Linked DNA regions of Mus musculus: region 2 is linked to region 1. Evidence: chromatin loops called from intact Hi-C (ENCODE). Cell type or tissue: left cerebral cortex. All regions are shown on one strand. Links, peaks and the distances in the headings refer to the core of each region. The heading gives the core; the rest is flanking DNA. Region 1 overlaps Gm32742. Region 2 overlaps Layn (layilin).

What was found. Peaks named below come from ENCODE experiments on the same cell type or tissue, not always from the same donor. Only the 100,000 strongest peaks of a DNase experiment are listed, where the experiment ranks them.
Region 2: it touches region 1 in a loop (2.3-fold over the local background); 5 of 42 quality-filtered maps call a loop at or near these places.

The regions. Positions count from the first base shown.
Region 1 is chr9:51,128,585-51,144,464 of GRCm38, reverse strand. Gm32742 reads left to right here. Exons shown (of 31, transcript XM_017313740.1): 25 at 1-132; 26 at 1,172-1,294; 27 at 2,398-2,546; 28 at 3,202-3,288; 29 at 5,165-5,311; 30 at 5,704-5,901; 31 at 12,241-12,246. The coding sequence ends at 12,246. Among named protein-coding and RNA genes, the nearest start is that of Btg4, 21 kb to the right of the region's middle. In left cerebral cortex, for the core only: a CTCF peak has its summit at 7,212 (motif pointing right); a DNase peak (open chromatin) is centred at 7,230.
Region 2 is chr9:51,059,912-51,075,791 of GRCm38, reverse strand. It overlaps Layn (layilin), which reads left to right. Exons shown (of 8, transcript NM_001033534.1): 3 at 1,647-1,944; 4 at 7,596-7,753; 5 at 12,520-12,555; 6 at 13,526-13,609. It overlaps Gm32681 (a long non-coding RNA gene), which reads right to left. Exons shown (of 3, transcript XR_870735.2): 2 at 14,838-15,041; 3 at 6,561-7,223. Among named protein-coding and RNA genes, the nearest start is that of Layn, 9.2 kb to the left of the region's middle. In left cerebral cortex, for the core only: no CTCF peak of the experiment used is centred there; a DNase peak (open chromatin) is centred at 8,173.

The sequences.
Region 1 (15,880 bases), core at 2,986-10,985:
CAGTCACCGCTTCTCTTGGGAAGCAGGCTGCTGACTGCCCCCTGTTGGTCCCTTTCCTGAAAGGCATCACTGCAATGCTCATAGAGGATCGAGGTTGTCATCTAGAGCTGGAAGATCAGAGGCCAGGAGCAGGTCAGGCCAGTCACTTGCCCACCTTCCTTTTCTTCTGACAGCCCAGACTATGCTCAGATACTCGTAATACCGTAATTAGGGCTTCAGGAACCACGCAGCAGGCCACAATATATTGCTTAGAAAAGATACAGAGAAACATGATATATAAGTTATCTATTACTGCTATAGTTTGTTAATAACTACTCCATCATATCAAAGCTTTAAAAAAAAATCTCCTTTTAACTTCTGAGTCAGAATCTGGATAAGGTTTACCGGGTGACTCTGGCTCAGGGTCTCATGCAGGCTGCAGTGTAGGTACTGGCCAGGGTGACAACATCTCAAGGCTTGACCTAGGCAAGATTCACCTCCACACTCACCCTTGAGGTTGCTGGCAGATCTTCCCCAGGTCAAAGCTATTAACCACAGAGTCTTGGTAGTGCAAAGCTCTGCTTGCAGCTGCTTCCCTCTGAGCGAATAAAGCCAGTAAGTGAAAGCCAGCAAGATGGGGGGCTTTTATAGATTCTTGTGCATTCATCCCAAAAGTGACATTCCATCACTTGCCCTATTTTATTCAGTTGAAATGAGTCACTAGACCCAGCCCACACTCAATTGGGGGGGGGGGGATCACACCAGAGTTAACACATGTTGAGAGAGATCACTGGGGCCATCTTAAAAGCTGCCTGTCATACATAATGCCATATTTGGCAGAGAGAAGGGTTACAGGAGAGGAGGGAGAGAGGGAGGAAGAGAAGCTAGCTAGCTGTACTGGGGATTAACCTAGGAGCTTGCACATGTTAGACAAGTACCCTACCACTGAAGTACATCTCCAGCGTGCTCCCCTGCCCCCCACCCCATCTTTTATTTGAAGACAAGGTTTTACTAAATTGCACAGACTGTGGCCTTAAACTCACTCTGCAGCCCAGGCAGGCTTTGCACTTGTGATCCTCCGGTCTCTGCCTCCCCAAGCAGCTGAGAGTACAGGCCTGAACAACCAAGCCTGGCTCTTGGGATCTTCGTTTGCTTTGCCTACATTGCTATGTTCTCATTCGCTCATATTCAGATGCAGACAAAGTTGACCATACCGAGATGCCACCATTACTCTCCATCATGAAGAAAATAGATACCTGGCCCCAAGACCCCAGGGAAATGGCTGAACTACAAGGACGAATGCACCTCAGACCAGGTAAGCTCCTTTCCCTCAAAGATTATTATAATGTACTCTAGGTAATGATAGCACAAACTCCAAGCCTCATAACAGAGAATCTGAGGAATATGAATGCCGCCTCGCCAGTCACCCTCACCTCCCTGCCTCCACCCTACTCTGACCCCCAAGGGATTTTTCAAAGTGCTGTTGAGCTATAACTAGTCATTTCTTAGAGGACAGTTCCTAAAGGTAGTCTACCTTCCAATCCAACACTGAGTATCAACCTTGGTATGCAACCGACATAGTAAATTGGACTTTATGAGAAATGTAATAAGACACGAGGATTAAAAACAGGAGAACAAAAGAAAAGAGTATTTTTCCCCAGAAAAGGGGCACCCAGATCACTTCGCCAATGAGGGGTATTTTACAATGCCATGTACTGTTCTAAACCTATGGTAACTCATTTATAACCTGGAAAAATAGGTGTTTTTTTAATAGTCACATTATAGGTAAGAAAACTGAAGCTTCTGTATTGTCGTGTTTGCCCCAGAAAACCTAACTCTGATTCTACTGCTCATTTCTTATATAACTGAGAGAACCAATACTCAGAAGCATGTGACTCTCTCAGGGCCATACACAGCCTGCACATGGACAAGGTCCTCCTACAGCTAGCTCTGCTCTCCTCATTCCATGGCGCTGCCCCAGTCCTCTTGGGAATAAGACAAGTGTCTAAAGTCCCTTTTAGACATATACCCACTTAGAGCAATTATGTAAAAACCCATTAGAGAGAGAGTTTTATAGATGAGCAAAAATCTGAATACATCCAACATTACTAAGTGTTTTCTGTCTGCCAGACACAATTCTGAGTATGGCACATCTAGTGATCCAAGCATTAAAATAGAGAAAACGACTGCCAACTTCCCCATGCCTCCCTCTAGGTCTTCTGTTCCTATTGACTGGGGCACATTCTTCCCTGTGGATGGGCACAGGCTTCACTGGAGGATACACAGATGGACAGATGGACGGATGGATGAAGTGAACATTTTTCTAAGTTGAATTGTCATGTTTTGTTGTTGTTGACGTATCATTACCATATGAAGGAAAACAATGACATTATTACCGCTTTGTGTTGATATCTGCAGGACCAAGAAACTCTCTGAAGAATCTCCTGAAGGCTGAGACAATGCAGGAAGAGCTGGAAACTATGCAACCCTCAAAGCTTTCTGCCTGGGAATTTGTGGTTTACCAGTATGGCCTCTCTGTCCTACACCTCCTTGTTCCCCATCTTCAGGTAGGTCTGTTTCTAGAAATCTCCCCAGAAGCCATGGAGGTCAAGGTGGCCAGGAGGAGGCTCAGCAACGAATTCTCTCCAGGAAGAAACTCCTGCAGCAAAAACCACCTCCTTAAGGCAGCTCATGGGAGTTATGTCAGCAACCTAAAATTGAAACTCTTGAATGATATTAATCACATACAGAAAATGAATCAAAGACTGTCTAGATGCCAGAAAAGGTTGATAATTTTCATGAGGTAACTCTTTCAATTGCTTCAAAACCCCGTGATACCAATATGGTTACATTTGCCATTTTTACATGGAGAGAGAAAGATACAGAGTGGTTGAATCAACTTACTCATGATCACAACCAGGAAGGTGGAACCAGGGTTAGAATTCAGGAAATATGATCGCAAACTCTAGGTCTGCCTGCCAGTTGGGAAGTGAGGGTTGAAGTGAAGGTTGTTGTTTATACCAATAATAACTGGTATAAATATAAAATACTAGCTGAAAAGTTCATTTTCCTGTAATGAATTCCCATTCTACTTCCCTTGAATGTCCTTACAATGTAAATGGATCTTCCAGTGCATTCGCCTCTCACTGTGCTTGGTGATACATAGCTGAGAAAACTTCTTAGCAAAAGGTGAGTTTGGGTTGTGTTTGTGACTCTTTTCAGGCTCCAGAAACCACCCTACAGATTGCTTCTCACGTTCCTGCCATGGAAGTCTCAGGAAATGTCTTCCAAGGTTCCTTCTTCTATCAGGTGGTGTAAATTCATCCTCAGATACAGACTGGGGATTCTGGGATCTAGTCAAGACGCAGAGAAGCAAAAGGAACAGATTTTATAAAACATCCCTCTTCCTCAAATCCTAATGAATTTTATTCCCCTTTGAGGGGGGAAAGCCATTAACTAAAACATAATAAATGTCACTGAGTAAGAGCTTTCTCATCAGCAAAGTGCAGTGTCCTGGCTGGTACCCCAAGAAGCATAATGGCCTTGTGCCTATTAATGGATCTCTGCCATTGGACAGCTGGCGTTTCCAAACTGGTATTTCCCGTAAGAGTCATGGTCCCAGCTTCAGGGTCTCTTGCACAGTCATGCCTTTCTACAGAAGTGGCCCTACAGTTGTCCTGCCTCAATAGCTCCTTGGGTACATCTCGTGGAAGCCCCTTCTTGGCAACTCAGAGCTGATGATGAACTTTAAGCAGTGATGACAGTCCCCTCATGACCCATTCTAAGGAGGACCAGCAAGTCAATGAGACCCAGAAACAGTTTAAATGTGGTTAGTTGTGTATCATTAGGGTTTTTAATAGGAACTCACAAAATAAGCATTATTTCATTTGACCTACAAAGAAATTATGAACTCAGCAAGAATAGTTCCAATTTACTAATGGGTCAGGGAGGGAGTCAGGATTCCCACAGGAAAGACACTAGCTGTCAAGTGCCTTTCTTACATGTATTGTATTGCTTTCTATCTCAGCAGTCCTACAGGACAGGCACTCTCTGTCTCCATTTATAACTGGACAGTGGAGGCCGAGAGATGTTCTGTCACCGTCTAAGTGTTAGCAAGAGTTGAGACTCAAGTTCCGGTGTCTGACACACATCGCATCCTCCTAACCCACAGCTAGCCCACCATGCAGCTCTGAGACTGACTCCAACCATCTTAAGCAGTTCCCTGGGGAGACAGATAAGATGTCATTTCAGATAACTTCCCTCACAAGTGATCTGAGAACCCGATTATGGTAAAAGCAAAAAGACGAACCCTGAGACCTTCTGAGACAGTAACTATCAATCTGTGCTCTGTGGACTGCCTGCATCGACTACCTGTCCCCCAGCCATAGCCCACAGAAGCAGAAATCCTGGAATGGGCTCTCACAATAATACCACCTCTCTTGCAATCCCTATTCAACTGAAGCTGGAGAGGCCTTGCATAAGGGAAACCATCTTAGATAATCCAAGAAGAGACAGACAAGCCACTTGGCTCTGAATTTCTAATAGTCTGTTTTCTGTAAGATGGAAAATAAAAACCTTAAGAGTTGGGCTCTTGAGATGGCTCAGTGGATAAGGATACTTGCCACCAAGCCAGATAAACTGCATGTTGATTCCCAGAAGAGGAGAACCAACTCCCTCAAGTTGTGACTTACACACACACACACAGACACACACACACACACACACACACACACACACACAGAGAGAGAGAGAGAGAGAGAGAGAGAGAGAGAGAGAGAGAGAGAGAGAGAGAGAGAATGCAAAACAAGAAGAAGTAAGAAATTGAGAGAAAGGGGCTGGAGAGATGACTCAGCAGTTAAGAGGTCCTGAGTTCAATTTCCAGCAACCACAAAGTGGCTCCCGGCCATCTGTAATGAGGTCCAAAGCTCTCTTCTGTACATCTGAAAACAGCTACAGTGTACTCATATACACAAAATAAATAAATAACTCTTTTTTTTTAAAATTAAAGTGGACTAAATTATTTTTCCACAGTTGAACTAAGACACATTTTTTTCTTCATCTCTGATGTTTCCTTTCAGTAAATTATCATTAAATCCAAGGCGTCTTATTTTAAGTAAACTTTTCCTGAGTTGTGGAAGTTTTCCTGAAGTTGACATGTCTCTACTTGGGCATCTTTCTCACTCAGAGCACTGAAAGCACCCTGTTTGTTGAGAAAGAGTGCTTGGCATCTGTGGGGAGTTTTGTTCTGCTCTTGATCCACTGCCTGGCTCACATTGCTACGGGGGACTTTAACCAGGACTCCAACCCCAGGTTTCTGGAGTTGTTCTATAAGGTACTTATGACATATACTGAGATTTTCTTTCTCTGTGACTTGGTCATCATTCCCCAGAATAATAAATGCTGTATGCTTTGCAATATGTTGGCTCTATTAGAGACCCATCAGTGACCTTTGGTTCCCACTATCTGGGGAAAGGCTTTTCCTGGTCAGACTTCCTAGGATAGCATATGGCATCATGCATGTTTCAATTGAGATGTAGACTAGCTCTGAGAACAACACCATGGCTTTGTGACAACACTGTTGGTGCATAAAACTCACCGCAATTGTTAGGGAGACAGCAGGTAAAGATGGTCTCAAGCCCCATTTTCCTTTCAACCATTATTTGAAAGCTTTAATAACTATTACTCCCAAGTCACATTGATCTGTCTTTTCTCTTCCTTAACCAGGGGCTGAGAGTGTACTTCAAGGAGGCATTCACTACTACATTGCAAATGTCAGCAGTTCCCTGGGACAATAAGTTTGATAAAAACCTAAGTGCTATTCTGTTAAAAGAGCAGCCAGTCTCTGAAAGAGAAAGAGATCTCCTCTCTAAACTCATTGAGAAGAAACCTGAGCCTTGCTTGGCAAGAGAGTCATCAGAAGAGGTAACTAACTTTATCTTGTTAAAAAAAAACAACTCCTTCACAAAGAAAGAGGACTTGATACATGGCCCATTCAGTTATTTCCAACATTGGCTTGAGTTGCCACCCCTATTATCAAGAAATAAGCGGAAGTCTATTGTAACCTCATTATGACTCAGAGACTAAATGAAAGTGTAAAATTACCCCACACTTATCCAAATATAATGTGCTGTTTTCTATGCAAACTTGACTGTGGCCTTAATAATAAGCTATCATTAAGGACCTTTATGAAAATATTATCTCATAATCCTTTTAAGAATTAAAAAAAAAGATCCTGGAGATACAGGAGAGCTAAATAGAAGCTCCTAGAATCCATCTCCTCCTCCACAAAGAATCAAAGAAATAGATACATAGTTACCTTTTAAGGTGAGCACAACCTTGAAGCAACAGAGAGTCTGGGAACAGGAGAGGCTTGAGGCCAGGCATCTGCTACCCTGGCCCCACAGGATGGGGAGCCTCACCAACTCTTATCAGTGCTGATGTGGGCAACTGTAACTACTGGAGAGTGTCATGGCTCTCATAGACCAGCAGCCTACCCTGCACTATGCTACAGGGGGACTACACTGCGATCTAACTGCTTTGGTAATCTGAAATTTGCACAGTAGCCCCAATTTGGACACATTTGGCTTCTGTTGCTATATCAAGCACCATGGTCAAAGCAACCCAGGAAAGTTTGGCTTATATTGTATAGTCCTTTGTCAAGGAAAACTAAGGCAGGAGCCTAGAGAGTGCAAACAGAGCCCACAGGGAGATGCTTCTTATTGGTTTGCATTCAGACTCACCTTTCTCGTGCATCTCAGGCCTGCCTGCCCAGGGATGGCATGGCCCACAGTGGCCTGAGCACTCTTCTATCAGCTAGTGATCAAGAACATGTCTCACAGATGTGCTCACGGGCCCACTCTCACGCAAGCAATTCTCTTTTCTCGGGTGTGTCAAGCTGATAACCAAAATTAACCATAAGTCCATCCCTTGTCAACTTGGCACATAGATAAGACCCTGTGAACCATAACAGTTCCTTTCTTGCTTGCCCTCCATATCTCATACTCAAGTCATAAAGTACAGTGCAACTTTAAAAGGCCTCATAGTCTTTACATTTTTTTTCAATAATTTAAAAAGTCTCAGATCTCTTTAAAAACCAAAATCTCTTGACTGCAGGCTTCTGTAAAATCCAAAATAAATTACAGACTTTCTTATTTCAAGAGGAAAGAGCTGAAGCACAGATCACAGTGTTACAATGACAATCAGAGGGAAGCTGTGTGGTTTGGGGACACTGCACTGTAGGGGGCAGTGGTGTGACACGGGGAAATGGAGGTGTCCCCAATCCAGAACCATATCAGAGCACTCAGCATCTAAGGTCCAAGACATAACCAGCTACAAGTGAGCATGTGCCAGTGTAGACCTGAGAACAAGTATCTCCCACCCTTCCAGATCCTGCTACTGCTAAGCAGGGAAGCAATACTGTGGTTTACACTGATGGCCTCGCCATCTTAGCAAGAGTGTGAGAGGGGGTCTAAGTAGCCCTCTGGCGCTGCCTGGAAGAGTAGTGCAGAGCAGGTGAGCGCAGCTCTAATCACATCCTTGCCAGCAGCAAACACAGATCAAAAGGGGGGGGGGGGGGCAGGAAAACTTTCCCATAATCCCATTGCCAAGAACGCATTAATACCAGGCATCCAGCAGCAGCAGAAAGGAATACCATAGTTCCAGCTGCCACCCTACCTATAGATTTCCCACTGCTGCCCAACCCCTACATCTTGTCTGACTGTACACTGCTGTCAGGACAGAGTATGAACACAACAGAATGGTGCTGAGGCTCCCACCATTGTCTCTCTCCATGAGTGATGTGAGACAGCATCATCAATTGCTCCAAACACAAGGTGCTCCAGGCCCCTCACCACTACTTAGGCTGCAGTGCTAGACCGAGTCCTTCATAAGTAGTAGAGCTGGCAACAATAGTGCCTAAAGAGACTCCAATTATCCAATAGGAGCCACTACTCCCATTGTGGTAGTAACTAAACAGTGAACACCCCATATCCAGAGAGCAGACCACATCCACCGCTATCTATACCAGAGCTTCCTAGATCACCAGTATCCCCTCTTACAGAGCCCACCAAGATAGTAGGCAGGTCTCTTTGACTCTACCATAGTTTACACTATGTAACCTCATTAAGCATAGTTAAAGATACTACAGGAAGACTACACTGCAGATCTATTGCTTTGGACCCAGGGCTAGGCAACATATCATGGCAACAAAAGCATGTAGCTGAGCCTGCTCACTTCAAGGCACACAGGAGGGAGAACTGGAAAGGAGGGGGCTCAGGTGTACCTTTCAAGGCACATTTCCAAAGGCCCACTTTCCCCAGGTAACCTAGCATTTCACAATTCCAACAGCTCCCAACAATCCATTCACATTTTGAATCTACCACTGAGTTAAATTGTTGGTTTGACCAAAGCCTTATGGTACACTTATCTTTGGAGCTGCCCTCGTCGGCATACCCAAATGTGGTGCTTGGCTGATGATATCTTTGGCACCTCTCAATCCAATTGGGTTGGCCACGGAACTCTGTCATAGGCCAACTCCTATGGAAGAGTCCTCAGTTCCCTGTCCCTGTCCCTCAGCGGTGAGTACCCTTCTGCTCACTTTCTCTTCTTCCTTACATTTCCTCACTCGGCTCCCAGGGTATTAAGAATCCTCTGGTTTTCTCCTGTGCTTCTGGTTTTTCCTCCCTGTCTCTTTTCCGGTATTTTTTCTTCTCTCTGACCTCTCAGAATTAGAGGATCATAGTTCTGTCCTGTGGATATATTTGTTTCCTAACTCAATCAGATCAGATTGCTAAGTAATTGTATGCACCTACATGAGTATGAAGTCTCACTAAACAGGTCCAAGACCCAATTTTTCATCTTTCCAAATGTGATCCACCTAAAAGCATGTTCATCTTGGTAGATGGCAACTCCATTCTTCAGATTTTTCAGGCCAAGACCTTCGTTTTGTATTGTGTACCACACAGCCCACTCATTAGGAAAGTCCTGTTCTGCCTCCAGAACATACTCAGAACCTGACCACTGTTCAACGAATGGTCCTGCCACCGCTTAGTGCCACCACCATCTCTTGTCTGGATCTCTTGAATGTTTGGATGTCTCGATAGCAATTGGCCTCCCCAAGACCACCCTTGCCTCTCTCTTCAGTCTAGTCTCATCACAGAAGAGGGATCTTTTAATAGGAAAACCATATCTTCTCAAAATTGTCTTGTGACTTCCCATTTCATTTTAAATAAATGAGAGGAGCCAATGCCCCTTCTCACCTTCCCCTACCAGTCTGCCCACTTCATTTACCCACCTCCAAACATGCGGTGTACACGGCTTCTGAAGGGTCCCCTCTGTCTGTACTGTTCTTCCCACTATCACATTGCTTCTTGAACAGGAGTGACTTTTGCACACACACCCCAGGACATTCATCAATGTCAGAGACATTTTTGATGCAATGACTCAGGATAAGGAAGTACTATTGACAAATAGTGCGTAGGCAACAAGGATGCTGCTTATATAACACATAGGAAAGATCACACAACAAATAATGGTTCACCCCAAAATCTCAACTGGAGCTGAGCTCCAGAAGCCTGGTCCAAGGAGGAAAAACACCGGACTCCCTCATCACCTTTGTCTCTCTTGTCTTTGCTCACAGGTCAGCCCCAATGCAGCCTCACATGCAGTCAGACAGCCCCAGTACAGACACGCTCACATGCAGTCAGTCAGCCCCAATGCAGACCACCTCACATGCTGTCAGCCCCAGTGCAGACAACCTCACATGCAGTCAGCCCCAGTGCAGACACCCTCACATGCTGTCCCAGTGCAGACACCCTCACATGCAGTCAGTCAGCCCCAGTGCAGACACCCTCACATGCAGTTAGTCAGCCCCAATGCAGACAACCTCACATGCTGTCAGCCCCAGTGCAGACAACCTCACATGCAGTCAGCCCCAGTGCAGACACCCTCACATGCAGTCAGTCAGCCCCAATGCAGACAACCTCACATGTTATCAGCCCCAATGCAAACCTCACATGCAGTCAGTCAGTCAGTCCCAATGCAGACACCCTCACATGCAGTCAGTCAGCCCCAATTCAGACAACCTCACATGCTGACATCCCCAGTGCAGACAACCTCATATGCTGTCAGCCCCAATGCAGACCTCGCATGCAGTCAGTCAGCTCCAATGAAGACACCCTCACATGCTGTCAGCCCCAGTGCAGACACCCTCACATGCTGTCCTATTTTGCAGTCTTTTACACTCATTCACGACTTCTTCCTCACTCTGCCCTGGTTTGTTTTTTCCTCCATTTCTTTCCAAAGTTTTCCTACTCGTCCTTTTCTTCTCTGTTTCCTCCATTGCTTCAGTATGAGCTACGTGAGAACAAGGATGTCAGTTGGTTTTATTTTCTGACTTAGCCCACTTACCAGACTTTGCGTGTACTTAGCAATGTATTTCTTTTGAATCTGAAGCTACACAGTGACATTATCAAAGCTGCCGGAGTTTGGGAGGAGGAGCGATAGGAACACTGATTATATGCCTGTCATGTGTCAAGTGCTATGCTAAGAATTTTACATGCACTCGCTGACTAGGTTCACATTTGGCTTAGCAGACCCAAGAGTACTTAAGTAAGAGAAAGGAGAGTAACACTGCCCTTCCCGCTCTCTACAGTATATTAAGAAGAACAAAGAGCTTCTCCTCTTCAACAATATGGAACATTTCATTAAAAGCATCCTTTCTGCCAAGCAATAAATCTTAATAACATTAAGAGCTGGACTCAGCCGCAAAATAAAGGTGAGATGCCATGTCTAAGTGCTGATCAATAGCCCTGGAATTATACTTTGCCATATACACTCAGTGTATTGGTGTGTGTTTAGGACTGTGTTTATAACTGGATGTAACAGCAGATAAATGGATTGAGAATTAATAGTGGTGTGGTTTAAAGCACATTATTACTCAACGAACCTTTTTAGTACCAACAGATAGACCTTAGATCTTAGAGTACAAAGGATCCAAAAGATTATACAGTTTATTCCTCTGCCCTTATGCAGAATAAGTATTTATTGTAGAGAAAAGAGACCCTCCTTCTCCCCTCCCCCATACCTCCTCCCTTTCTCCTCAGTGAAGAGAAACCTTCTATGGATATCAACCCAAATTGGCATATTATATTATAGTAGAACTGGATGTATCTTCTTCTATTGAGGCTGGACAAGGCCATCCTGTTAGGGAAATGGGATCCAAAGGCAGACAACAGAGTCAGAGACAGCTCCTGCTCCTGCTGTTAGAGGTCCCACATGAGGACCAAGCTGTACATGTTACATCTGTGTAGGGGGACTAGGTCTGACCTATGCATGTTATCTGGTTGGTGGTCCAGGCTATGTGAGCCCTTATGTGCAAGGTTAGTTGATTCTAAGTCACCAAAATTACGATTTTATAATATCTATAAAAATGGTAGCAGAGAGAAGGACATCAATGTCTGTTTCCTAATGTAGTGACCTATAAATCAAAATCAGGATCGGCAACTGGTTACCTCCAGAAATAACTGGCGCCAGTCCCGGACTTAATTTATTTTATTTAAAATTATCTCTAATGCCTGAGTTGAAGACTACCCTTATGATTTTTAAAAAATGTTAATACAATTGTAAAAGTAAACAAATCCTATTCATGGATGGGATACATAAGCTTACAGTTTGGCATGTACATACAACATAATAGGATCTGCTTGCCACAAAAACAAAGTAAATAAGGAAATCTCTAATGCATGTGTGTGACTATCAACTGGAACATGAGCAGCTTACCAGGGGCTACACCCCCCCCAAGGAAGAGTGGTCCTCCTTCAGCATCTGTCAACAGCAAATATCTCCTCCAGTAGGAGCGGGGCCTCACTTAGTAAATACTAACTAGAATTCCAAAGTGACAAACCAGGCTCTGCCGCAATAGAGCAGGAGACGTCTGCATCTCAACAACATTTGGCATTTTACATCTCTTGTAATTTTCCCCTTCTTCTGGTATATGGTATATGGTATATGGTATATGGTATATGGTATATGGTATATGGTATATGGTATATGGTATATGGTATGTGGCAGACAGTTTGAATTTTCATTTTATAATAACCATTGTGACTCGGCATCTTTCACGTGTGAATATTCAAGTGTTTGAGTATCTTGTCCATTTCCCACTGAGCTGCCTATTTTCTCACTGACCTCTAGAAATTAATTTTCATAATTTTATGAACCCTGTAAGGATAAAAAAATAACTTTTTCACGTTTTATTTTTAGATCTAGAGAGGAAGGTGGAAAAATACTCAATACAACATCTGATAAAATGTAAACAATTTATCTGAAAATATCTGTCTTATCATGCATAAGTCATACAAATATATAGTAAAGTTTCTGTCACAGAAGAAACAATTTTGGTGATGTTATTATGACTAAAAAATAATTACACCTGGTGTCTTGTTAGGTATACTGACCACTTCCTGGAATAGGGAAATCTCTACCACTGTGTAACATGAAGTAGTTAGAAGTATAGGGACATTTCTGAGGACATGTCAACATAGACAAAGTAGCTGGCGCACACATTTAAGGCAGAAGCAGGCAGATTTCTGAGTTCAAGGTCAGCCTGGTCTACAAAGTGAGTTCCAGGACATTCAGGAGAAACCCTGTCTAGAAAAACAAAAACAAAAAAACAAAACATAGACAAAGTAGACTATGTGTCGATGTACTTAAGATGGAAGCTGTGTGTCAATGTAGACAATGTAGACTATGTGTCAACTTACTTAAGATGGAGACTATGTGACAGACAGAATTCTCTGCAGGGCTTGGCTGAAGCACCCCAATCAGTAAGATGTCATCTGAAGCTGAAGTTTCCAGGGTGAATTAAAGGTCAGGAGAGAGACCATCAGTACATGGAATATTTGCAAGAAAACTTTGAAATACAAACTCCAAATTAAAAACCTACCAAAATTACAAATCCAGTGGCTGCAATTCGAACCTTTCCTTGTTTGGATAATTCTTTTTATGCACTGCAAGATGAATAGCAGAGATGATTTTTTTTTTATGTAGCAACTGTTAAGGAGCGTCCTTGGCAATGAAAGGAAAGTGGACTAGTTGAAGATTAAAACTTCATGCAATAGGTTTGTAGACATCCATGCAGTCCTGAGTTCAATCTCCAGTGCTTGCCCCACACCAATAAAACAATAAACGTCTACACAAACCTTACTTGGGTAACTAGTGAACAGTAAGTAATCAATACGTTCATTGGTTTGCTCATTTTGTTTTGTTTGCCCAATACTGAGGCTCGAACCCGGGTCCCTACACACAGGAAGTCATGACCCCCAGGCCAGTTTGGGCTACATGATGAAACCCTGTTTCAAGATCCAAACAAAACCACTTGAGACACCATAAGATTTTTTTTTAATTTTTAATATTTTTATTACGTATTTTCCTCAATTACATTTCCAATGCTATCCCAAAAGTTCCCCATACCCCCCCCCCACTTCCCTACCCACCCATTCCCATTTTTTTGGCCCTGGCGTTCCCCTGTACTGGGGCATATAAAGTTTGTGTGTCCAATGGGCCTCTCTTTCCAGTGATGGCCGACTAGGCCATCTTTTGATACATATGCAGCTAGAGTCAAGAGCTCCGGGGGGTACTGGTTAGGTCATAATGTTGTTCTACCTATAGGGTTGCAGATCCCTTTAGCTCCTTGGGTACTTTCTCTAGCTCCTCCATTGGGGGCCGTGTATTCCATCCAATAGCTGACTGTGAACATCCACTTATGTGTTTGCTAGGCCCCGGCATAGTCTCACAAGAGACAGCTATATCTGGGTCCTTTCAGCAAAATCTTGCTAGTGTATGCAATGGTGTCAGCGTTTGGAGGCTGATTATGGGGTGGATCCCTGGATAGAGACACCATAAGATTTATAATTAAGGTTTAACAAGGGTTTTTAAATCAAGCCATAAAGCACATCTGCTCAGAAGTGGCTCTTGTTTCTTCCACCTGTGTCATTGACTCAGCGTTCTTTCCTACTGCAGCTGTCCTCTCAGCTTAGCTCTATTTGTTAGGTTAGTCATTGTGCAAAGTAAGGAGTAAATGTGTGTGGTGGTTTGAATGACAATGGCCCTGCATGCTCATATATTTAAATACTTGGTCACAGTTGGTAGAAGTGTTTGGGAAGGATTAGGTGGTGTGCTGGCTAGTTTTATGTCAACACAAGCTAGTTTTATGACAACACAACTCAGTTGGTAGAGTTACTTGAAAGGAGGAACCAACTGAGAAAATACCTCCATAAGACCTAGCTGAAAGGCATTTTCTTAATTAGTGATTGATGGGGGAGAGCCCTGCCCATTAGGAGTGGTGTCATCTCCAGGCTGATGGTCCTGGATTCTCTAAGAAAGCAGGCTAAGCCAAGCCAGTAAACAGTATCCTCCACAGCCTCTGCTTCTGCTCCTGTCTCCAGGTTCCTGCACTGTCTGAGTTCCTGTCCTGACTTCTTTCAATGTTGACTATTGAAGTTTAAGCCAAATAAGCCCTTCCTTCCCCAGCTTGCTTCGGTCATGGCATTTCAACACAGCAATAGTAACCTTGCTGAAGGTGTGACCTTGCTGGAGGAGGTGTTTCACTGGGGCCACCATTCCCAGTTAGCTCTTCCTAACTCATGATTGAGAGCTGCATGTGAGCTCTCGGCTATTGCTCCAGCATTATGCCTGCCTGCCTGCCTGCCTGGGGCCCCATGCTCCCCACCATGGTGGTCATGGATTAATTCTCTGAAAGTGTAAACCTACAATAAACTCTTCTACAAGTTGTCTTGGTCATGGTGCTTTGTCACAGCAATTAAAAAGTAACTAAGACAGTGTGTGAACTTTAAAATGACTACATTAGTTGCTATTCTGATTCCATCACTTGCTGCTTCAAAACGCTGACACCAATAGAATGGCAGTTGCTCTCGCATACTTTACACAAATGAGAATCATTTCTCAGTACTGAAGATTGACCCTGGGCCTTACGCATGCTCAGGAAATGCTATGCCACTGATCTGTGCCCGTGTACTTTTGACTTGCTATCAGAAACACTCTCTCATTACGTGGTTCAAACTTACCTTAAACTTGTGAGGCTCCTGCCTCAGTCCCCTATATAACTGGGATTGCAAATCTGACCCACCAAGCCAAGCTCGAACCGGGCACTCTCAAACCAACATTTAAGAACTTCACAAGATTAAAAACTCTCTTGCACTTAGAGAAGGATTTGATTTTATTTATATTGGGTGCCTGTCCTCAAAAACTTAGCTACTCAAATAAATTATGAAATACATTCCCCCCAAAAAGCAAAGTAAAGATGAATTAAAGCTGACACAAGACTCCTTAGGATAGTAAGGCCAAGAGTCCAGGGCCCCTGGGAGATATATCAAAGGAGTGCAGAATTTTTCCCCACTCTTGGCTGAACAAGGTACCTCCCAGAACATGATCATATTAATTCTCTGGCCAGTTCCTCAGGCTTTCCATCAGCTCTCCATTAGTACACAACACCTCCCAGCTTTCCATAAGCACGAACTTCAAAATGGAAAGGCCGCAGACCCAAGGCAGGATCACATTCTCCTTCCCACTTGCACTGTGTGTAATTACTGCTAAGTCAAGTCAACAGCAAGATCCGTTTTGAAAGTCTGAGTTGTTGGTGACCTTGAGGGAACTGGCTTGTGTGCACACACTCATGGGAATCCTCTCAACCAGACGGAAGGCAGGAAAACTGCAGCAGACGTGGGTCACAAGGATTGCCATGACAAAATACCAGACGAAAGCCACTTAAGGAAGGAAGGAAAGGTTTGGTTTTGCTTATGGTTTCAGGGACTTCAGCTTATTGGAGAGAAAGCACGGCAGGCACTAGGAGTGGTTCAGTGCTGTAAGGTGGCCAAGCACATCA
Region 2 (15,880 bases), core at 3,349-11,348, 69 kb after region 1:
AAGCAACTGCAGCTTCTCTTGTACCAGGTTTGGGGGTGTTCAGGGCTCTTTGCAGTCCTCCAATGCCTGCATTCTCCTCTCTGGAACACTTCCCCGGTGAGAAGCCCAGCATCTGAGCACTCTCATCCGCTGGGAGCCTGTTCTGTTAGAAACCTCTAACAAGGCAGGCAAGTACAGGATGCTCCCAGCTCCTTGTCCACTGAGAGTTTATCAAAGCATGGAGATTTGGGGAGAATCTTGTATAGCTCCCTCATAGATAGCACTGTCTGTGGCCTTTTGGTTTGTATGCTGGACAATTAATGGACATAAAAAAAAAAAACCATCGTCTGGCTTTCTACAGAGCTGAAATCTTGGGGATATTAAAACATTCCAGAAAGTCTGACAATATAAAATCATTTACGCCTTCTTCCATGGCAGCAATTCACACCTGTAGCCTGAAGTTTGGCTCTTTCATTACAGGGACTGGTTTCCTTGTTGAAATTTGGTTTTTATTTTGTACCCTTACATCCAGAATCATGCTGTGGGCTCCTGTGGGTTAGGAATTGGCATTTCTGTATTCTCAATACCTAGCACACCAAGCGAGGGGGATTTACCCAATAAATGCTGACTGAACAGAGGGGTGACTGGGATGGGTTTCAGCTGCAGCAAGACTCCAGTCATCCAGATACAAGCTAGGGCAGCCTGTGCTAGTGAACAGCTTGCTACTTGCTGCTCAGTGGAATCTCATCCATTTTTCTGAAACAGTCTTCAGTCCTTCAAGTGTCAATCAAATGAGAGATGGGCTCCCAGTGCAAGCTGAGTCTGTAGGGGAATGTGGAGCCATCAAGACAGTTCAGTGGTTCTGGTATGACTCAATACTCAGATCTGGATTCTGCCTCTGCTAATGCTCCCGATAGTTTATGACAAATCACTTACTATGAGCTTCAGTTTTCTCACTTATAAAGTGAGACATAAACAGTCCTGACACAGAAGACTGTTATGAGAACCAAAGGAAATTATAAAACTTTGACCATAGCCTTGGGACATGGAAAGAGTTCAATAAACTCTAGCTATTGTCTTTAGGTTAGAGATCTGACCATCAGTAGCAGAAAACCCCACAAAAGCTCTTAGCTTCTGCTCACCAGAGATGAGCAAGTTAGTTCCACTGCATAGACAGGGGATTTCAGGGTAGAGGAATCCACAACTGACGTCAGAGTGTCCCTCTACACTGAAGGAAGCACTTCACAGCAACTCTTATTCTAAGTCCCATAATTTCACAAGACTCCCTAAGAGCATGAACATCATCTTTGTACACATCAAGTGAAGCCGTAATATTTTCCTACTTATTTTAAAATATAGAAATATCTTCATCAATCTGCACTGGAACAAAAACACAGATCCCCTACACAATACAGACATCAGCATTTAAAATCACTTTAACTTTGTGTTGCAAAGAGTACTAATTTTCTCTAGAAAGCCTGAGTGGTAACAGTCCAAAGATGGACAATCAGAATTCCTGCCCAGAGGAAGCTTCATTGAGATGTTTCTAAGTACATCTGCTCTGGTATACTTTAATGGAGAACTGAGACAGGTTGCTTTCTCTTTCCCCTACCTCCCCGACCTCTCTCTCTCTCTCTCTCTCTCTCTCTCTCTCTCTCTCTCTCTAGGGCAGCTGGTCTGCCGAGGAGGAACACGGAGGCCTTGCTATAAAGTCATTTATTTCCATGACGCCTTTCAAAGACTGAACTTTGAGGAAGCCAAAGAAACCTGCATGGAGGATGGGGGACAGCTCGTCAGCATTGAGACAGAGGATGAGCAGAGGTTGATAGAAAAGTTCATTGAAAACCTCCTGGCATCTGATGGTGACTTCTGGATTGGCCTCAAGAGGCTGGAGGAGAAACAGAGCAATAACACAGCCTGCCAGGACCTTTATGCTTGGACAGATGGAAGCACATCACAGTTTAGGTAAGCATGTGGATCCCACGGCGGCTGATTCCCTTAACATAGCTCAGAAAAGAGATGAGCAGGACCCATGGTGTCAGAATCACAAGAAAGTCCAGACAGAGCCATGGTGGCAATGCCAACAGAATGACCATGACCACCGACCAGGGCAGTATGACACAGGTGGCAAACTCAGCATTGAGTTGGGCCCAAAGTGCCCTGTTCAGGCGGGTGAAGCCCAGCCGAATGTTTTTCAATAGCATGCCATGTGTGAGGGCCTGTGGTTCTGGCTCTCTGACCCTTGGAGATAAGATAAGACTGTATTGAGAAACTAAAGGTACATAAAGATGGGACAAGGGAAGGACTCCAGACCACAGGGGAGAGTGATAAACTGAAAAAAAAAGAATCAGAGCCAGTATTTTACTCTACCAACTGACCAAGGGTGGAGACTTTAAGAAAGCTGCAGTTGGGCTGGAGAGATGGCTCAGCCATCAAATGCTAGGCTCACAACCAAACATTAAGAAAGCAGCAGTTTGTAGGAAACAATCTCACAGCATCAAGATCCTGATGAACACTGATAACCCACTGTCCACAATGACATTGTCATCATCTCTTCCTAAAAGATACAGGGACATGGAAGAACATTTTTAAAATGTCATCATTACAAGGCCACATAGGAAAGGGGAAACAATCTATCAAAAAGCTAATCTCTGTATGATAGTTGTAAGCCAATTTAAATACATAAATGATAAAATACAAAGGCCTCACAGACAAAAAGGCAAAATACCTAAACAGTGGTTCACAACAGAGAAACTGAATTGCCTGTACAATTATGTGGAAAACATATCAGATTAAAAGATAATCTATCTGGGCTGGGGAGATAGCTCAGCAGTTAAGAGCAATGGCTGCTCTTGCAGCAGACCCAGGCTTAGTCCCTGGCACATATATGGCAGGCTCACAACTGTCTGTAGTATTTCAGCTCCAGGGGATTTTATGCCCTTTTCTCAACTTTGCAGGCACTGCATGCACATTGTACACAGATGTGCAAGCAGGCAAAACACCCACACATATAAAATAAATAAAATATTTTAAATGATAGTTTAAGGTAGTTTCTCTGTTGCGTTAAGACATCATGCCAGCTCTCGCTGTATACTGGCTATAGTTATCAGATCTTATCTTCATATAAATTGTAAAAGAAACTCCCCCAAGATTCTTACAGCTTTCTCTTCCTTGAAGATATTTTGAAAGACAAGGTTCAGAGTGGGAAGAATATTTTTCATCAATGAAGATGGTCATAGAGCTAGCCACAACTGACACTGTCTGATATTACACCTTCATTGTTCCATAACATACCCTAACCCTTTTGCTGGTCTCAGTGGCTAAGTAGCATAAGCAGACCATCATCTCTGAAGAATGTGAGGCGCTAGTCAACTTACACTTCTCAGCCCAGAGTTAATGTATTTTCTCATTGACTTTCAAAAGTGGGACCTGAAAAATGAAGATATTCCCAAGTACATAATGTAGAAGCTTCATCCTACCAATAGCATACAGCAGCAAGCCACCTCCTGCCTGAGATACTGACATCTCCCCTTGTCTGCTGATCTCTGAACACACACACACACACACACAGTGGCAACCATGGATCATGGCTCAGTTAGATTATTGGTATGTCTCCTAGCAAAAGTAGTCTCCTCTGGGAACTAAGTACCTACAGACTCCCAGATCATAGCACAGCAGAGATGGAAAGTACAAACTCCACAGGAGATGATGGTACCCAGCGGAGGAGCTGCTGCCTTTATCCCTTGGCTTCAGACCCAGGAATATCTTAGAGATTCAGAGTTATGGAACCTGTTGCTATAAAGTATTTGGAGAGTGCCATCCCTCTCCAAAGTTCAGTTACCTTGAGGCAGATGCTTCAGCTGTATTCAGCAAGCTCATCCATGAGCCACGCTGGCAGTTTTGGGATGCTGTTGTATGTAATCTGACATGTAATTCCCATGATCAGGGGCTTAGTCTCATACCTTCTTTGCTACAAAATAGGTCTTTTGCCTGATGCTACCGTACTTGCGGTCTTATTTTGATAGGCAAAATACTATTTACACCCTTGGGTAATGGATCTGACTAAAACTCTGAGGCAGAAAAAGCAAACTCGGTGCTTTTGTATCTATTCTCTGAATCTATTTCTATGAATATATTGTATCTACTTCTATGAAAATGAGTAACTATCCCTTTCAGGGCCCAATGTAGCTAATTTACCTCCAAGTATCATGTTGTCTCCTTAACTACTAGTGCTGTATTAATCTTTCCTTATTCTCCCCACCCTCTCTTGGTTTCAGTGGCTGACCTACTGGCATTGCCAGACCATCTCTGGAGTCACCGTGAACTTATAGGGCTGGAGTTAGGGTCGGTCTTAATTTTGCTCTGTTGCTGGAAGGCTGGGTCCTTGTCATCAGTCACAGCCACAACACTCATGCTATGTGCAAACCAAACAATTGAGCCCTTCAGAGCCTCCGTGGTTATTGTTCTTATTTATCTATTGAGCTACCAGGGATGTGGCCGAGAGAAGCTGGTTGCCATCACCTGGGTCACTCATTTTTTGACTCCCTGGTTGTTTAATGCCAATTCTGTGGCAGGTGCTCCCTGGTGAGCTCGGTTCACTGTATGGGAGATGTTGTTGTCTCCCATCTTCATCTTTTTTCTTTTATAGTCTCATTAGTTAGCTGTATATATGCTTTCCCCTCCCCCCAAGTTTCATATGTCTGAAACTTCTATTTCCATATAAAGTGACTAACGAAGTATCATAACTAAAGCTCTAGCCAGCGGGAGGCTGTCCCCTTATCACTGACCTTCAAGGCCACCTCCCAGTGCAGCTGCAGTAAGCTCACGGACATCTCAGCTTGTCTGATTTCACATGGCAAACGTACCCATGAGCCAAGCTTGAGCTGACTGTATCAGCCAGTTACAGGGACCCTTCCATGCACTGGGGTGTGAGCAGAGCAGGAAGCTCAGTTGGAAGAAATGCCTGAGCCTAGACCAGCCTTAAAGTCCCTTTCTGCTCTTAATCCCACTCAAAACTGGTCATCTATTATGGAGACCACAGGTGAGGAATATGAAGCCTCTAGGACTCAAAGACCTGCCAAGTGCTACGCTTCCTTTAAATTATTGTATGATACAGTTGTTTTCATTTGAAAGGGGTGCTCTGGCACTCCCAGATCACTAGATATCCATACAGTCCAATGGAATGACAGGTCCTGACTGTTCACAGGGTTTTCTCCAACCTTCTGGAAAGGATGGGCTTTCCTAAGGTCTCCACTCTACCATCCTTTGTAAAAAAAAAAAAAAATTCCTCCTCGCTCACCTGGTGCAGCTGGCACACTACTCAGCAGAATAATGGGCTGGTGTGATTTTCTTCACAATTATAGGAAATCCAGGTATCACAACTGAGTTTGAGGGAAAAAATCAAAATCAGGCAAAACTATAAGTGTATACTGTTGTCCATTCCCAAGGAATATGGGCTGTTCCAGAGTCTCTTGAAGGTGGTAAGCAGATCTGCACACTTCTGAAGCCAGGATATCACATATAGAAAGAACACTAGCCACATGTGAAGCTCTGCAGGATTGAGTGTGTGTTCCTCTTATATAATCCTTTGGGATCTGCCTGGGCTTTTCAGGAGTCAGACAATGAACTCGGCAGAGATATGATGGGAGGCACCACTCTACTTTATCAGGGCTTTGACACCACTGCTTCCTGCTGTCTATCTCTGGACATGATGCTATTGGTGAGGGGAAATGCTTCTCAGAGGTTTATGTTTGGTGTTCTGCACTATGCTAGCCGAAGGAGCCAGTGTGGAACTATACCAGCTACTAAACAGGTCTATACAGGCCCTGGATTCCATCCCCCCAGCAGCCCCTAGAAATAGGATAATGGTGCTACACAGACACATAAGAGGATCCTTCCTCCTCCAGAGGTAGAAGCTAGAGGATCAGGACTCCAAGTTCATGTTTGGCCTCAGCTGGCTAAAGGATCAACTGAATGTACTACACAGACTCGGTCTCACAACAACAAATGCAAAAATTAGAGCCAATTCACACAATTTAGAACTGGGCCGACGACTACTGGTTAGGCCCCACTGTGAGCTGACTGATTGAATACCTTGCCCCAATGTGCTCCCATTCTGATATGTGACTTTGAGGCCATCAGTGCCTATTCAGACCCCATCTTTAACAATTCTAGCAATATTTAGACATACCCCTTTAACAGGTCGATGGTTATTTGGTTAACTTGCCAAAAGTCCTCTGGGGAAAGGACAGAGGAATTTCTTATCATATGCACCTGCCACACACATCACTGTAGGATTTTCTTCCTAGGTATTTGGCCTCTCCCTTTATCTGTGACTTGTGAGTCTGAAAATGGGCTCAAATCCAAAAATATGATTCTAGGAATCAAAAAAAATCCTCTCTCTTCTCTCTTCTCTCTCTTTCTCTTCTCTCTCTCTCTCTCTCTCTCTCTCTCTCTCTCTCTCTCTCTCTCTCAGATGAAGCACCATAAATCCATAACGCTGCAGGGAGGGCCAGCTGGGCTGCAGGTAACCAATGAGACACAAAGCCCATTTCTACCAAGAGCCCCTAGATGCTCCGGCATAATGTCCATAGTTTTATTGTAAATTTCATTGTCATTCAAGAAACTCATTCAACACAGAAGGTGCAACAGGGATCTTCTTTTGGGCAGACTGCAACACAGGACCAAAGCAGAGTCATATGGGGGTACTACCAGAAGAGATGTCTCTTAGCTGATTCTCCTGCGGTGAGGCTCGGGAAGACATAGGCAGAGCAACACTGTCTAGAGAGTCAGAAGTGGAGCAAGATCCTAGCCCTGGGCAGAAGCAGAACAGGTTCTTAGGCAGCTCACAAAGCCCAACCCTCAGTCGGCAGATGGGGTAAGCGCTTGCAAACTTAGAGTCTCTCAGACTACTGGATCATAAAAGCTAAAGCTGCAGTGGACCTTTACAGAGAGTTAAAGGGGCAAAAGAACGATATCTCATAGTGGACACACAAAGGGGCTTGTTTCCATGACCCTGTGCATGTGACTTGAAAACTAACAAAAACCAAGATGGCCCCTGTCCCCTTCCCCAGCCTCTCTCCTACTTTGGCAGCCTCTATAGTTTGGAAATCTCTCTAAGATTCTTCATCTTCTCATTGGACTTCTGGGGCGGGTGTGACAGAGGTAGATTGAAAAGCAGCTAGATGGAGATAGGGCAAGCTCTGAGTGACATAAGCCATCTCTCTCCTCAGTATGTCTGATCTCTGTAAAAAACAGAAACAAAGCCTAATTAACATAAAGCCGAAAAAGAAGACAAGCATTAAGATCTTCCAGACTAGCTCTGTGCTAGCTGCTATCCCTCATAATTATTCTGCAGACCTGAGAGCATAATATATTCTTCCCTAAAAAGAGGTTGTGGCAAATGTCAGATGATTGATTGTGACAGCCACACTAGATCAACAGCGTGTGTCTCTACTTGTTGGCAGTGCTTCAATTCCTCCGTCTCTCTGTATCATGTTCAGAAGCAGAATCTGACATTTATGGTTCAGTGAAACCTGATGAGAAAAAGCCAAAGGGCATGCAAGTCTTATGGTGTATTTCTCCAGTGGTCTCCATTGTCCATCCTTTTCCTTCAGGAACTGGTATGTGGATGAGCCTTCCTGTGGCAGTGAGGTCTGCGTGGTCATGTACCATCAGCCATCAGCACCACCCGGCATCGGGGGCTCGTACATGTTCCAGTGGAATGATGACCGGTGCAACATGAAGAACAATTTCATTTGCAAATATCATGACGGTAATGACTCTTTTCCCAACTATACGGCTAATTTCCCAACCTCTTTCTCCATTTCAAAAACAGCTGCTGGTACCAAGAACTTATCCTATACTCATTGAGGAAGCCTGTTGCAAATGCCAGAAACGTTAAACTTTGAGAATTCTTGTACATGGAAACGTAACGATACTTCCTCCCTGAGAAATAGTTCTAGCAAAGGAGAGGCTAGCAGATGCAAAAGAAGGGCTGAGAAAGGAAAGGATCTAATTTACTTAGGATGAGAAGCAAGACTTATGAGAACACCCAGTGGAGGCTTCTGTTGTGAACAGGCACAAATGCTCGCCCATTTCCTGTGTAGTCGGCTGTGGGAGCCTGGACTATGCTGACAGTTACTCTAGCAGCCACGGGAGATTATTTCTTAGAGTTTAAAGAAACATACTAATGACAAGGCAAGTGACAAAGAATCCCAACGTCACTGGCAGTCTTACACAGCGGGCACTTCAATACATTTAAAAGCCCCTAGCCAACTGCCATCTTTATATTTGCCTTGCAAATTTCACTTGCATTTGCTCCAAGATCTGCAAAGAGAGTTGGAGCTGATGAGAAGCCTATACATAGTCTTACTCCGCTGAGTTCCCAGACGCCTTTATTAAAATTGACTTAGAATTAAATGTAAACTCATCCTTGATCTGTCCCTGAAGTTTCTCACTTCCCTGAAGCCGACTGCTTAGCCCCACTTCCACAGTCTTTCCCTACAGGAGTAGAATGACTTGCTAATTGTATCCATTATCATTGGGGACCGAATACTATTGCCATTTTTAACTGCTTGAACTACATGGCACTTTGATGATAATATTGTGCTGGAAGATGTCCTTCCTCACTCATTCCAGCCTCCGATGAACTCTTCTTCCCCGTGCCCTGTCTCTCCCCACCAAACAGCTGCCTCAAGTAGAGAGGCTGCAGAGCCTTGGTTGAGGAGGTCACCTTCTCAGAGAGCAAAAGGAAGCACTGGTTACCATTAGCTTTCCAGTCTCCATCATTTCTGTTTATTAAATTCCATTGGCTTCATGGTTTAAATGCTTCTTTAACAGTTTTTCTTTATGAGAGATTTTGAAATTTGCTTTCATATCCTTTAAAAACAAACAAAAAAAAATTGGTTCCTTTCTAATAAGACACAAATTGCCTCTAGCTTGTATTATTACCTGAATTAGTTTGACTGAGTTCTTGCATGAAAAGAATAGCACGTGCTAAGAGTTTAATAAAGAGAGTATAATAAAAGGCTCTTGGCAGCGGTATAGGCCAGGAGCAGGAGATGATAAAGTACCTAGGGATTATCTGCAACTGGAAGCAATAACACCCCTAAGCTTAAAGGGCCAAAGCAAGGGAACCATCATAGCAGGGACCTCAAAAGAGAAGCAGAAGCCACAGAAGGGAGCTGCTGAAAAAGCATCGGACAGGAAGGTGAACATGAGGAACACGTGCCGTGAGCTCTACCTTCTGACCTCAGCCTTCGCTTCCCATTGGCTAAGACCAACAAGACACCAAAGAACAGGGATGCCTGGTGAAACAGTCCATGGAGATCAGCCTCCCAGGACATATAGCTGAGATCTTAAACAGGGCAGGGGGCACATGAGACCCACAAGATCAATGCATTCAGCTTACTATACAGGGCAAAGGTCCTCGTGATAAGGCCCTGCCTCGTTTTCCATCCTCCCCTCTCAGCACTCTCAGCGCCTCCCCTCACTCCTTTCAAATACTTCTGAACTCAGTGACGTTTCTTGAAAGCTCTTATCTGGTACTTCCTGTGCCTGAAACATTTCCCCCTCGCCCAGTCAACTCAGTCCTACCTTCAAGTCTCAGGTTAAGCATCACCTTCTCTCCTGACAACTAAACACAAGTCACCCTGGTCCTAGAGGGCGTAGCCTCGCCCAAGAGGATGGTGATAGCAGTGATGATAACGGTGTTCCATAAGTTGCATAACTGTGTCAGTTGGCAGTGAATAATTAAATAGCAGCATCTTATCAATGTGCACTCCCTGGCTGTGACCATTATACTATGTTTATATAAGAGATTGTGTTCTATTTTTAAGGTTAAAGTCATTAGGCGTAAAAGGGTCCCATACCATATCAGCAACTTACTCTGGAAGAGAAGTTATATGTGTGCATGTATGCATGTAAACATATGTATATGTTTATAGATTATAAATGGTAAATAGGCAAGATGGCAAAATGATTATAAAAGACATGTTCAGATTCTTTGTACAATCTTAAAATATTTTTTTATAAATCTTTAATGATTTCAAAACAACAATTTTAAGTCCTTTTGGGAGCCTCTGAGGACCAGACTGCCTCACATACAGAGTGTTTATATGCCTACTTACTTGTTTGTTCCTTTCCTACACCGTGTCATCAAGTCTGGAAGCATACATTTCTAGCCACTCAATGAATTAAAGAGACATCCGTTCTGTCATTCCCACAGGGTGGCACAACACCCTACTAATATTATGAAACACTGGTAAGGGACTGTGAGAGTGAGTGATCATGTCTAAAACTGGATTTCAGAATGTGATCATGTGGAATTGGTGGCACACTAGCCGGAATGTATGTTAAAGAGACAGGAACATTCAATGGGAATGAGGCAGAAACCATCTGAGGTATGGCGGATACTATGCACAAACTAATGGCCTCTGTGCACTGCTGTGCTGCGCCCGTGGCCACTATGCACTAGTGTGCTGTGCTCATGGCCACTGTGCACCGATGCTGTGCTCATGGCCACTATGCACATATATGTACTATGCTCATGGCCACAGCATCAGTGGTCAGAACTACATACAGGAGGATGACCATATACGGTGATCACAAGATATCAGAATATAAACTCTTCAACTGATTCTCTCACATTTTGTTGTTCTATCTTTACTAAGTAGCACAGTTATGTCTTCTTTATTTAGTTAGTGAAAATAACTCTTAGCTAATTATTAGCTATAAAATTTAAGAAGGTTATTTAAATCCCTGCATTTTAATTTATAATAATAATAATCCCCTATAGACCTGTTATCAAGATTGAAAATGTTTTTATAAAATGTTTAGAATGGTCTCTAGTTTCACATAGTATCCTATGTGGTTAAGTTTAACAGTAAATAAATGGAGATCATTTCTGCACACACATATACAAAGAAAGAAGATTTTAAAAACTAAAATAAAATAAAAAAGAAAGAAGATTAATCATTACTTCCCTTTCTGAATGAAATTCCTGATATCTGGACCTGACAACTATATCACGAAAACCTCCATGCTCCTATGAATTTCAGGCATCTCATTAGCATAAGAGACCCCATGCTAATACAAGGTCAGCCAACAGCAAAAATATCTGACTTAGAAGCTCTTAGGAATGTTCTAAGTATCTCAAGGCTAATCACCAGTCTCTGTCTTGAAACTGGACAATCCTTCAACCACTTCTACTTCTTACAGACCTAGTATTTGTTGCTCTCTGAACTGTTCTCAGTATGAACCGGTAAAATATCTTGAACCAATCTTGGACCACTTAAGACAATCCCAGCCAGGGACTGCCATGGGGGAGTAGGGATCAATGCTGGAGCCCAAGTAGCTCCATGCTGATAAGGTGGGGGCACACAGGAGCTGAATACATAAGCTTTCTATTTTCATGTACATTTGAGAGCCTAAGAGTAAAGTTCTTAAATAGTTTAAAACAAAACAAAACAAAACAAAACAAAACACTGAATTAAAGTTTAAGGAAGGCTAATAATTTTTTTAATTTTTTTTAATTAGGTATTTTCCTCATTTACATTTCCAATGCTATCCCAAAGTCCCCCATACCCTCCCACTCACTCCCCTACCCACCCACTCCCACTTCTTGGCCCTGGTGTTCCCCTGTACTGAGGCAGATAAAGTTTGCACGACCAATGGGCCTCTCTTTCCACTGATGGCCAACTAGGTCATCTTCTGACACATATGCAGCTAGAGACACGAGCTCCGGGGGGTAATGGTTAGTTCATATTGTTGTTCCACCTATAGGGTTGCAGATCCCTTTAGCTCCTTGGGTACTTTCTCTAGCTCCTCCATTGGGGGTCCTGTGATCCATCCAATAGCTGACTGTGAGCATCCACTTATGTGTTTGCCAGGCACTGGCATAGCCTCATAAAAGACAGCTATAACAGGGTCCTTTCAGCAAAATCTTGCTAGTGTATGCAATGGTGTCATCGTTTGGAGGCTGATTATGGGATGGATCCCCAGATGTGGCAGTCTCTAGACGATCCATCCTTTTGTCTCAGCTCCAAACTCTGTCTCTGTAACTCCTTCCTTGGGTGTTTTGTTCCCAATTCTAAGAAGGGGCAAAGTGTCCACACTTTGGTCTTCATTCTTCTTGAGTTTCATGTGTTTCTCAAATTGTATCTTATATCTTGGGTATTCTAAGTTTCTGGGCTAATATCCACTTATCAGTGATACATATTGTGTGAGTTCCTTTGTGATTGGGTTACCTCACTCAGGATGATGCCCTCCAGGTCCATCCATTTGCCTAGAAATTTCATAAATTCTTTTTAATAGCTGAGTAGTACTCCATTGTATAAATGTACCACATTTTCTGTATGGAAGGCTAATATTTATGTGCAACAAATTCTTTGACTTAAGCAACCTTCCTCCAGTGTCTGTTAACAATTATTAACATGGTGACAATAAATAGAGTTTATTGGAATTAGATGCTACACTCTAGCTGATTTCATTAAGGTGGAGGAAAATGTAAGTATTGAGTTTTTTTCTCTTTTGCTGCAGATAAACCAAGTACAACACCCTCTATTTGGCCTGGAGGTAAGTCTATCATATGAAATTTGGGTTAATTTGGGACATTTCACAGACTTCTTTATAGATTTAGAACCATGCCTTTAGAACACATTATTCAGCAGGAACACCACTGGTGTTTTCCTGGGCAAGTTGGACAGATATCTGTCACATCGCTAGCTCATTGCTCTCACTCTCCACGCACACTGTTACCCACATCAGTCAAAACTGAAAAGTAATGGTTTGAAATTTCCATTTTGGATGTATCACCATCATCTTCATCATCCTCACTGATGCCTATCATCATCATTATCATGATTGTCCATATAATCAGTGAGATAAGAACTGAGTCTACCTGATCACTTATGATCCTAGCAGTGAGTCATCGTACCTTTCCCCAGGTAATTTAGTCCTTTATGTTGCTCAGCTCCAGCTGCTTGTTGGCTGCTTTGGTGCCTGGTCATTGGCAACAAAGGTCTCACCAAAACTATGAAGACATGTCTGGGGAGATGGCTCAGTAGGTGAAGTGCTCACTGTGCAAATGTGAAAACCTGAGTTAGAACTACAGAATCCATGTCAGAAAGCTTGGCACAGTGATGTCGCCCTTTGAACTCAATGCTGGGGAGGCAGAGGCAGGGTTTATTTCCCAGTCAATCTACCTGAATCTCAAGCTCTATGTTCAGAGAGTCTCTGTCTCAAAACGCAAGGTGGGGAACAGTAGTGGAAGAGATTTGCTATCAACCTCTATCCTATGTACACACATAAAACACACAGATACACAGTCTTTCACACACATACACAGAACACTCACACACACACACACTGAAGACAAACCTCTATTGCAACAAATCTAACACTTGGTACTTTGCTGTTTATAAATGACATTGGTCAAATTACTAATGTTTTCTTGCATCCCACTTTACATGTTGCAAGACCTCAGAGCATGCCTGAACTATAGCACCTTTCTTCAAGTTCTCAAGTCCATGTGTATCTCTCTCAGGTGAAGCAACTGAGCCAGCAACACCCTTACTTCCAGAAGAAACACAGAAAGAAGACACCAAAGAAACATTTAAAGAACGAAGAGGTACTTGGGAAACGTAGATAACAAACTCCTTTGACTACAAATGACCTATGGCTACATTTCCTACTTTCCTCTTCAGACAGCTCCTAAAAAATGAAATTAAACAAAGCATCTGTGACATTGCAAACACTGTATTAAATGACAGGTTTCATTGGTCAGTTGTGCAATGGGGGCTATCCTAGGACGATTGAGGAAAAGACTAGACAGGAGGTCAAAGTCTGCCCTGTCTCTGTAAAGGCAAAGACTAAGGAACTTTCCTGACCATGGGAGGTGGATAGGATAGAGGCTGGGAGAATGGATGTAGAAAAACAAGAGTGAAAGAACCCAAGCCATGATACATACCATCTGGGATCAATATTTATCAGTGGACCAACTGAAGAGATGGGAAAGATAATACCTAAAAGCCTGCATCATCAAAGGTAAAAGATAGTTGGGGTGATAAGTTGGAGTGCTAATGAGCTTTCGATTTCACTCTTACCCTGAGTTTTAAGAAGGAAATCTGTGGTTTCATCACTGGGCAACTTAATTTTTTTTCTCTATGCTTTAGTCACTTAGTATTTTTCATATCTAGCGGAAAGTATTATCATGTCCTTAAAATGAAATGTAATGTTTTCCTGGGATTCAGTTCTGACACTGAGAGTCTACACACACACACACACACACACACACACACACACACACACACACGAACGCACATGACTTAAAAGGCACATTCCACAACTCTCACAACAGACAGACATAAACCACAAGTCTGGAAGTCCTGAGACCACCTGCACTAATGTTCAACTGGCTACACATCGAGTGGTGCCTGCCAGTCCTGTTGTGTTCAGTAATTCACTAGAGCTCACAGAACTTAGAAATACAGTGTCTATGCACATTACTATCTAGAATATAAGCTGAGAGCAACCAAATAAAGTCACAGCCAGGGCAGAGTCTGGAAGGGTTTCAGATGAGTCCTTATGTATCATCTTCCAGTGAAATCAGGACTATCAACCTCCTTGTTATGATTTGACTATAAAATATCTTCTGAATGCTTCGGTATTGAATGTTTGGTCTCTAGGTAGCAGTGCTATATGGAAGATTCTGGAAATTTTAGGGGGTGGAGCCTTGCTGGGGGAAGTGGGCCACGGGAGCATGCCTTTGAGGCTTATGCACAGTGCCTAGCATGTTCCTTTTTCCCGGCTTCCTGTTCACCATGATGTGCACAGCCACCTCCTCTACAATCACTTACCTCCATGATGTTGTTGCCCACCTCATGGAGCCCATCCTGAAACAGTGAGCTGAAGTCCATCTCTCTTCTTTTAAGTTGTTCCTTTGAGTATTGTGCTCTCAGCTTTACAAAGGTAAATAATAAACTTCTCCTAGCACACCGTGCTACCCACCCAGGGAGTTCCATTAGGCTGTGGTGTTCGGAGGTTTCATTAGGTTTCATCACCTAAGCAAGAAGGAGATGATCACTGTCAGGTGGTATAGGGAGAGTCCTGGTACCACCCAGCTCAAAGCCTCACTCTATGATCAACTGATGGGTCTTCTTGGTGTAAAAGCACCCAGTCTAAGAAATCTCCTTACCATAAATTCTGTGCTGTTTAAGAGGTTTGTGAATAAAAATTCACTCTTACATGAATCTTATATTCAATCTTACATCTTAAAAAATTCAGAACCTTTCTACCAATGATCGGAGATGAAGGATAACCAAACTCTTTATTATCCAATAGATATAAATATGTAAAAATATCTTTAAAAGAGAATAAAGAGCTGTCCAAAATAAGTGGCATTTCTATAACTTAAGACGGGCATTTTAAGTGAATCCTCCATTTTCCGAGTGTGTCTGTTGTTTTTGCTTGTTTTGTTTTGTTTTGTTTTGTTTGATTGTTGTCAAGTTTCTCTGGATGGTCAGGAACCTTGGATCAGTGGAAAAAGAAGGGTTAGTCTCTAATCCTTGATTTCTCTCACAGCCTCTGAAGGGAACAACATCCAGTTCTGGTTCAGAGATTACAGAGTTAAGTGGGGAAAAAGAAGACCCCTTAAATGTTCTTCCCAGCACTTAGGGATTTAGCCGATGCCACTTGGCCTTAGTCAGATGTGCTGGGAAGGTCTGATAGTCTCCTCTATGTGATCTTTCTCTTCCCTGCAAATGATCCTGGGACTTTTGGCTTGATCTTTTTCATGCCTCTTGCCTCTCCAAGCCTGGGAATTTCTGTGGAAGCAAAGACATCTACACTGCCCCCACCAAGCCCTGTTTCACTAAGAAGTACATGGAAAAGGAGGATCTTT